2 separate regions of the Homo sapiens genome follow, and region 2 is linked to region 1. A link is a loop called in an ENCODE intact Hi-C map of the cell type or tissue named here. Cell type or tissue: mammary epithelial cell. All regions are shown on one strand. Region 1 overlaps RNF167 (ring finger protein 167). Region 2 overlaps MINK1 (misshapen like kinase 1).

Region 1 (4,000 bases):
GCCAGCCTGGGCAATGTGGTGAGACCCCATCTCTATAAAAAAATAAAATTAGCTGGGCATGGTGGTGTGCACTTGTAGTCCCAGCTAATTGGGAGACTGAGACAGGAGAATCACTTGAACCAGGAAGGCGGAGGTTGTCGGGGGCTGAGATTGCACCACTGTGCTCCAGCCTGGGCGACAGAGGGAGTCCCTTTCTCAAAAAAATAATAATAAAAATAAAGATGGCAGTAGGAAGGTTTCAGCTTGAGATGCTGTCTTTTCTTCTGTTTTTATGCATAAATACAACGAAGACGGGAGAGGAGATGGAAAGCAAAGATGATTAAGTGAAATAATTGTGGGAAACAATAGAGGGATAGACTTTGCTTATAGGGGATGTGGACAGAGCAGAAAAATGGGAGGAATGGGGAGGATTCAGTTAGAGAAGGAAGAAACCGGTACCAAGGGGCTGGGGCTTTAGGCCCTGGGGCCTCCAGTGCCCGTATAAGGCTGTGGCAGAAGCCCTGCCCATTTCCGTTCCTTCCACTCCCTATCTCCACCCTCACACCTCCCCAAAAACCCACTTCCCTTCTTACCTCTGCTTCTCTTTGCTTGTCCCTTCTAGCCCTAAATTCTTCCATGTTCTGCCCTGACCTTATCCTGCCTACCTGTCTTATCTCTTCCACTGGCTTTGTAGGTGAGGGGAAATTTTTGCAAGGCTTTAAAAGCCTTAGCCCTGGGTCATTGTGGCTCAGTGAAGGACTAGATTATTTTCTTTCTGTCCCAGGAGACCAGTATGATGTCTGTGCCATTTGCCTGGATGAATATGAGGATGGGGACAAGCTGCGGGTACTCCCCTGTGCTCATGGTGAGGCCCTCACTGCCTGCCCATGCCCCTCTGCCACCAGCAGCCACCAGGTGCTTCACCTTGTTCCTCTCTGCAGCCTACCACAGCCGCTGCGTGGACCCCTGGCTCACTCAGACCCGGAAGACCTGCCCCATTTGCAAGCAGCCTGTTCATCGGGGTCCTGGGGACGAAGACCAAGAGGAAGAAACTCAAGGGCAAGAGGAGGGTGATGAAGGGGAGCCAAGGGACCACCCTGCCTCAGAAAGGACCCCACTTTTGGGTTCTAGCCCCACTCTTCCCACCTCCTTTGGTTCCTTAGCCCCAGCTCCCCTTGTTTTTCCTGGGCCTTCAACAGATCCCCCACTGTCCCCTCCCTCTTCCCCTGTTATCCTGGTCTAATAACCCCCCACACATACACCTCTGGTGACCTATTTGCACAGACCGTCGTCTTCCCTCCAGTCTTCTGAGGGATAGGGGACATTCCATCCCAAGCTTCTCCCTTACCCACACCTATCCTTTTGAGGGGCTTTGGGGTGGAGCTGGGGCAAGCAGAGGGACTGGGTCTTCACTTCTTGGGCTAATAAAATTGTTTCTTTGTGGACTAAGGAAGGGTAAGATCATTCTCACACAGGTGAACTTAACCCTTTGGTGGAATCACCCCTTTAGCCATAAGGAGCAAGGGAATGCTGAGAGACACTAACCTATAGTCATGGGGACAGCCCCAGCCGGCATTTGCTATGACTCAGAAGGGGGAGCCCCACCCACAAGGATGACTCAACTAGCCCTGCCTTGCCTGCAGGCCTGCACCCATTCTCTGGTCCAGATGGCTCTATTCCATCATCCACCAATTTGACCAGCACACTGAGGACTTAGGCCTGGAAATGCCACTGTGGAGGGGCAGGGCCACCTGGCCAGAAGCTCAAATTCCTGCACCTTGTAGTACCTCAACCTCCCTGCTCCCAAGCCACGATAAAGGAGGCAAGTCACAGTGCCTATCCCCCATTCTGACACCCAAGCTCAAATCACACAGCACCTTGTTAGTAGAATCTTTTTTATTCAGAAAAAAAAAACCCCAAAAAACAAAAGTTTTCCAACCACACACGGGAGGGATATGGGTAGGGGGAGGTGTCTGTCCATCCAGCCCTGGCCCCCAGCCCATGTGGTTTTGGCAGCAATAAGGGGTATGGGGTAATGGCCCAAAAAATAAAATGGTTTGTGTGTGTATGGGGAGGAAAGGGGTGCAAAGCTGTGGGGAGCGGTGAAGGGGAAGGGACAGACGAGGTCAGTACTGGGAACGCCGAAGGTGGGAGGCCATTTCATAACATTTCTTGTTGATCAAACCACCGTGGACACCTTCTTTGCCCATCAGCAGGACTAGCGCTGGAGGAGGAGGAAAGAGAAAGGAGGCTAGGATCCAGGTGTCACAATTCCACCCCCTGCCAGCTGTTCAGCAGCTGTCCAGCCCTGGGGGCTGTAACCCAACCTCATCTCTCCCAACCCGCCCCCCCACCACACACAGGCAGGCTGTCAGTCACCCTGAAACAATAAGGCTTTTCAAAAGAGGAAAATCAAGCTTAAACGCTGGAGAGGAACAGACTAAAAACTTAGGGGTCAAAGGCTCATAGACTGTTGATTCATGTGTTCAGGCTAGAAAGGGCTGTGGATGTGCATGCCACCTCCAGGTTCTAACAAAAGAACTCAAACGATGAACTCGATGATTCAAGACCCCAACAATCTACCTATACTCCTAGAAAACAGTTTCTAATCCGAGCTCAAGGCAGTAAGTAATTTAAGAGGTAATGCAGTTCAGCAACTTCGAATTACAAGATGAGGAACTGAGACAGAATGGAGGGACTATCCCGTGTTCCAGCATCCAGCAGACAAGGAACACAATACTGGTCTGACTCCCTTCATGTTGGGGAATCACACAAAAAAGCACCCTCAAGATTACCAGAAGGCGGTACATTAGAGATCTTGGAGCTAAAGGAAGGGTAAGACTCAGGAACTCACTCTTGTCAGTCTTGGTGACAGTGACATTGAAGGTGGGGGCCCCACCGGTGCTCTTGGTACGAAGATCCATGCTAAATTCCCCATCCTGCAGCAGTGAGTCCCGGATCACCGAACATTTCTGGCCCCCAAGTGTCAGCCCATTCACGTAAAAACTTGACCGGTCTTTGCCAACCAGGACACCCACCTCAGCTGGCTGGAAGAGGAACCAAGCGCCCATCAAGTTAGTCAGTGCACCAAGATTCCCACCGTGTTCTCCAAAGACCCACCTGTCTTCCACTTCTGAGAACCACCCCGCCGTGGGGGCTAAGTATAAATTATATACTCAGTACACATCAATGAACTGTGAGAAACTCTGAGGACTGTGGGACGTTAGTGCAGAAAAAGATCATGATTCTGAAACTTAGAATATGGAACCAGGGAGGAAGGGATGACATACTCCTCTAGAGATTTAGATGTCAGTGTTAATGGGGAAAGTAAACCCAGGAAATAAAGGGAGTCAGTGAGGTAAGTGAGGAGCCTTTGGATGCTCAGAACTCTCCTTCAGGAAAAGCAGAAGCGGAGAGGGGAAGGGAGGGGGGCGGGCGAGGCAAGAGAAGCAACTTTGCCCTTATTTGGTCAAAGGTTCTGCAGGAGCTGTTAGGGCCCGGACGCCTGGGTCTCCAAGTAACCTAGAGTTTAGCTCCAGGTATCTCTGCTCTGAGATGAGGAAGCAGACCCCTGGGGGCTTTCCGGGAAAGTTGGAAAACTTTTGAAGGTGGACAGGGGCCAGACCCGGCAGGCCAGCTCTCGGGTCTAGGTACCCCGGGAACCTTTCCCCCCTCCCCCTTTCACCCCAAGCCCCCACATCCGGTCCCCTCCCGCCCGGAAACCCCCTTCCCCCCCCTTTTGAACTTCCGCTCCCCCTCCCCACTTCCGGGCAGTGTGGACAGGGAGATGGTGGTGGGAGCAGCGGTAGTAAACCAATATACTTTCGCTTATGCTGTCTCAGAACTTCTCACAAAGTTCCCCTGCTCCAGGCCCCGCCGGATGGCGGGAAGGGAGGGCGAGGGGACTTCCGGGATTGGCCTCGCAGGAATGTTGAATCCAACGTGCTGAGCTGGGGGGGCGTGTGGTGGCCTCGCCCTCTCTAACGGAGTTAGGAGGGGCCAGAAGCCCACAGAGGGTGGG
Region 2 (4,000 bases), 93 kb before region 1:
CTCATGGCCTGTCATTGGTCTTCTGGAATTCGAAATCATATGGGTACAGGTCACAAGTTTTCTTGGTCATGAAGCTTCTCTAGTCTCTTCCTTGGGTTTGTGGACACCTGACTCCCACAGAAGGAGGCTGGCAATAAGATATAATGATCTGTTTGTGCTGCAATTGAAAACCAGCAGCAAGAAGCCTTATTATTATCCAACCCCTCATTACTAGTGTTGTCCTCCTCCGTTAGCTTGGTATCTGCCAGCCTGAACGGGCCTGGCATCTCCTTTCTGCCCCCTCCCACTGCCATGCTGTGCCCTTCCTTGCTCTCTCTGGTGTCTGCTTCCCAGGGACTGGCCCTCCTCCCTGCCCCTGTCAGCCTGCCTCCGAGGCCACAGATCTGGTTTTCCTCCCTTCTGTCTCACCTGCCTTCCTCTCAATTCTACTTTTTATCTTGTTTCTTCTCTCCTGAACTGCCACACTTCACCCTAAATCCCAGTAACGCCAACAGTTTTGGTAAATCACTTTTTGCCACAGTTTTGCCTTGCTTTGTGGGAGCCAGTTTCTTCATAATGACTCTATGCAAATTTGTAGCATTTTATGGATTTTAAAATGTTTCCACATCGGTGAATTCTTGTGAAATGGGCCTGGGTAGATAAGGAAAAGAACCTCCAAGAGGTTAAGTGATTTGCGGATTTGCCTAAATTATACAGAAGAGTCAGAACCAGTGCCCAGGCCTTCTGATTCTTAGTGCAGTAAACACTAAGCACCATCATTCCATTTCACCACACTCCTGTCTTGCTGTTGTCCTCAGCTAAGAAAGCCTACCCCTGAGTTACCCTCTTCCATCTTAGAGCCTTCCTGCTCGCTGTCTGCCCCCCTGCGATGGGGACTTCTTTGGCCCTTCTCACCCAGCCCAGCCTCTGCCCGTTTCCTTCTCCTTTCCACTGCGCTGAGCTCTTTTCTCCTCCGAGAAGCCTTCCCTTCATCTCTCCTGGCCCCATTGTCTCCCGACCTCTTTGGGCCATTATTAGTGTTCCCGTGTGGTTTTTGCCAACCACGTAGGAATTCCCTGCCTTAAGAAAGTCCACTCTCGGGCCGTGCGTGGTGGCTCACGCCTGTAATCCCAGCACTTTAGGAGGCCAAGGTGGGTGGATCACCTGAGGTCAGGAGTTCAAGACCAGCCTGACCAACAAGGTAAACCCTGTCTCTACTAAAAATACAAAAATTAGCCGGGTGTGGTGGCTTGTGCCTGTAATCCCAACTACTTGGGAGGCTGGGACAGGAGAATCACTTGAATCGGGGAGGCAGAGGATGCGGTGAGCTGAGATCACCCCACTGCACTCCAGCCTGGGCAACAGAGTGAGACTCTGTCTCAAAAAAAAAAAAAAAAAAAAAAAAAAAACTAAGAAAGTCCACTCTCTGGTAAAACATTTACCAAGCATATAAATTATGAGGTGCTGATTCATATGACAAAAAGGAGATTCACTTTTAGTAGCTGCTCTAATGCATTCCACTTAAGTGAATATTCAAGGATTATTTTGGAAGGATGGAGATAATCCAAAACTAGTGTGAGAAACTGCTGCATTAAGGAAGGAGGGAGGTTTTTCTAGATAACTGCTGCATTAAGGAAGGAGGGAGGTTTTTCTTTTATTTCTGTATTCATTCATTCCACAGACAGGTATTGAGGGCAGCCCTGACCTCCAAGAACTTAGTCTAGCAGAGGAGACAGATAAGAGAATCAATCACAAAAATGTAATTGGTGTCACGAAAGAGTCAGTACAGGGTATTGTGGGAGGAGAGGATTGTGAGGGGCACTTCCTGGAGGTGACATTGTCTCAGTGGAGGTCGGGAGGCACAGGCACGAGGCATCCAGGTAAAGAGGAGGAGAGTGATGAACAGCATGTGGAGACCCAGGAGTGAGAAGGAACAGAGAGAAAGCCACTAGTTAGTGCAGTGTTCCTGCCCCTCTGCCTCATCCCCACACCAGCAAGAACCAAAAGGCACCAGCATGAGAATTGGCAAGGCTCCAGGTAAACCATAGCTGGGATATTCAGCTGTACAGCAGTCATATGTGAGCCTGAGGAAGAACCTGTTTGGCCCACAGAGGGAGACAGAATCTACTGGGTGGGGGGGGTGTGATTTGTGGGGGAGTGTGGTTGATGGGTGGAGTGTGTTTGGTGGGGGAGTGTGGTTTGTGGGGGAGTGTGGTTGGTGGGGGAGTGTGGTTGGTGGGGGAGTGTGGTTGGTGGGGGAGTGTGATTTGTGGGGGAGTGTGGTTGGTGGGGGAGTGTGGTTGTTGGGGGGAGTGTGGTTGAGGGGGAGTGTGGTTGGTGGGGAGTGTGGTTGGTGGAGGAGTGTGATTGATGGGGGAGTGTGGTTGGTGGGGGGAGTGTGGTTGGTGGGGAGAGTGTGGTTGAGGGGGAGTGTGGTTGGTGGGGGGAGTGTGGTTGATGGGGGGAGTGTGGTTGGTGGGGGAAGTGTGGTTGGGGGAGTGTGGTGGGGGGAGTGTGGTTGGTGGGGGAGTGTGGTTGGTGGGGGAGTGTGGTTGAGGGGGAGTGTGGTTGGTGGGGGGAGTGTGGTTGGTGGGGGGAGTGTGGTTGGTGAGGGAGTGTGGTTGGTGGGAAGAGTGTGGTTGGTGGGGGGAATGTGGTTGGTAGGTAGAGTGGTTGGTGGGGGAGTGTGGTTGGTGGGAAGAGTGTGGTTGGTGGGGGAGTGTGGTTGGTGGGAAGAGTGTGGTTGGGGGGAGTGTGGTTGGTGGGAAGAGTGTGGTTGGGGGAGTGTGGTTGGTGGAGTGTGGTTGAGGGGGAGTGTGGTTGGTGGGGGGAGTGTGGTTGGTGGGAAGAGTGTGGTTGGTGGGGGAGTGTGGTTGTTGCTGTGTGCCATCGGAAGGCTATGCAAGTTTGAGCGCTTGCTTCACCTTGACAAACATTTCACTTGTTAGAGCCCTGGCTTTCTCATCTGTGCTCTGAGCTAGTCATTCCTGCCAAGCTTCCCTGCAGGTTTAAGTGCAGATGCAGTCATGACTGTGAAAGCACCCTGTGAACTGTAAAGTCTGGGCAGTTGGGTGGTGGTAGGAGAGGCAGCAACTGTGAGAGGATGAACTTGATTCTGCTGATCTCGGACGGAAACTGATTCTTGGGAGAGAGACAGAATCAAACGGCTCTGACATTTGAAAAGCCATGGCCTCGCTTACCTACAGTGAGACTTGAGAAGAAGTGCTGGGGAGGTAAAGGCTGAGATACCACCTCCGCTGCCTGAAAGACTTTGCAAGATACTCCAGCTGGGGATAGGAGATGGCTAGAATGACCTCCAACTATCTTCACACCCGAGGCTGGGGCTGCCCTTCCAGGCCTGCAGTTCTGTATTTTCCCTTAGAAGGTTCTGGAGGCAGACGGAACCTCAGAAGCAAACGGTTTATTTTTTAGGTTTTTCAGTTTATTTTTAAATTTCTGACTGTGATGGTGTTTATTTTTTCCTTTTCCCTTTCCCCACTTCCCCGGCTCAGCATCAGAAAGGGACCATCTGTCCGTTGCCTTGCTGTGGCCATTTTAGAACCAGCGCAAGGCTGCTTGAATCTGGTCCCCTCTTCTCCCTCACTCCCTCCCCCACCACCTGGCTTTCTCTACTCTGCACTGCCTGCTTTCATCCAGCTCCCTCCAGGTGTCAGCTGCCACCTCTTATAGGCCTCCATCTGTGAAGACCTCCAGGCTGAGTCCAGCCACCAGACCAGGGCCCCTGTCTGAGGCAGCCAGATCTGTGGGGAACCTAGACATGGAGGCAGCAAAATTACCCTTTGAGAGGAGGAGGGGAATAAATTCCAGTCTCCTTGCTCCAGGCAGGGCCCCTCTGCTCTGACTGGTTTCTGATGAGAATGGTATGTGTATTCATGTATGTGTCATGTCCTGACTTGTTTCTGCCTCTGCATGTACCTGCAAGTCAGTGTGTGTGTGCATGCGTGTGTCTCACACATCCCTCTGGCATAGAGATCCATGAGTGATTTATAAACTGCCTTTC

Evidence for each region. A loop is a pair of places that touch in the nucleus more often than their neighbours do. Peaks named below come from ENCODE experiments on the same cell type or tissue, not always from the same donor. Only the 100,000 strongest peaks of a DNase experiment are listed, where the experiment ranks them.
Region 2: a loop joins it to region 1, with 4 times the contacts of the local background. A loop is called at or near these places in 1 of 110 quality-filtered maps.

What each region holds. Positions count from the first base shown.
Region 1 is chr17:4,943,795-4,947,794 of GRCh38, forward strand. RNF167 (ring finger protein 167) reads left to right here. Exons shown (of 10, transcript NM_015528.3): 9 at 764-844; 10 at 921-1,428. The coding sequence ends at 1,222. It overlaps PFN1 (profilin 1), which reads right to left. Exons shown (of 3, transcript NM_005022.4): 2 at 2,834-3,026; 3 at 1,858-2,203. The coding sequence ends at 2,106. Among named protein-coding and RNA genes, the nearest start is that of PFN1, 2.7 kb to the right of the region's middle. RefSeq lists enhancers at 418-961, 596-645, 1,516-1,565, 1,576-1,665, 1,726-1,895 and 1 more. In mammary epithelial cell, no CTCF peak of the experiment used is centred here; a DNase peak (open chromatin) is centred at 1,597; H3K4me3 peaks cover 2,396 bases; H3K27ac peaks cover 3,270 bases.
Region 2 is chr17:4,850,640-4,854,639 of GRCh38, forward strand. The region is part of intron 1 of MINK1 (misshapen like kinase 1); the gene reads left to right. Among named protein-coding and RNA genes, the nearest start is that of MINK1, 19 kb to the left of the region's middle. RefSeq lists an enhancer at 3,207-4,000. In mammary epithelial cell, a CTCF peak has its summit at 2,077; DNase peaks (open chromatin) are centred at 2,022, 2,982 and 3,882; H3K27ac peaks cover 3,041 bases.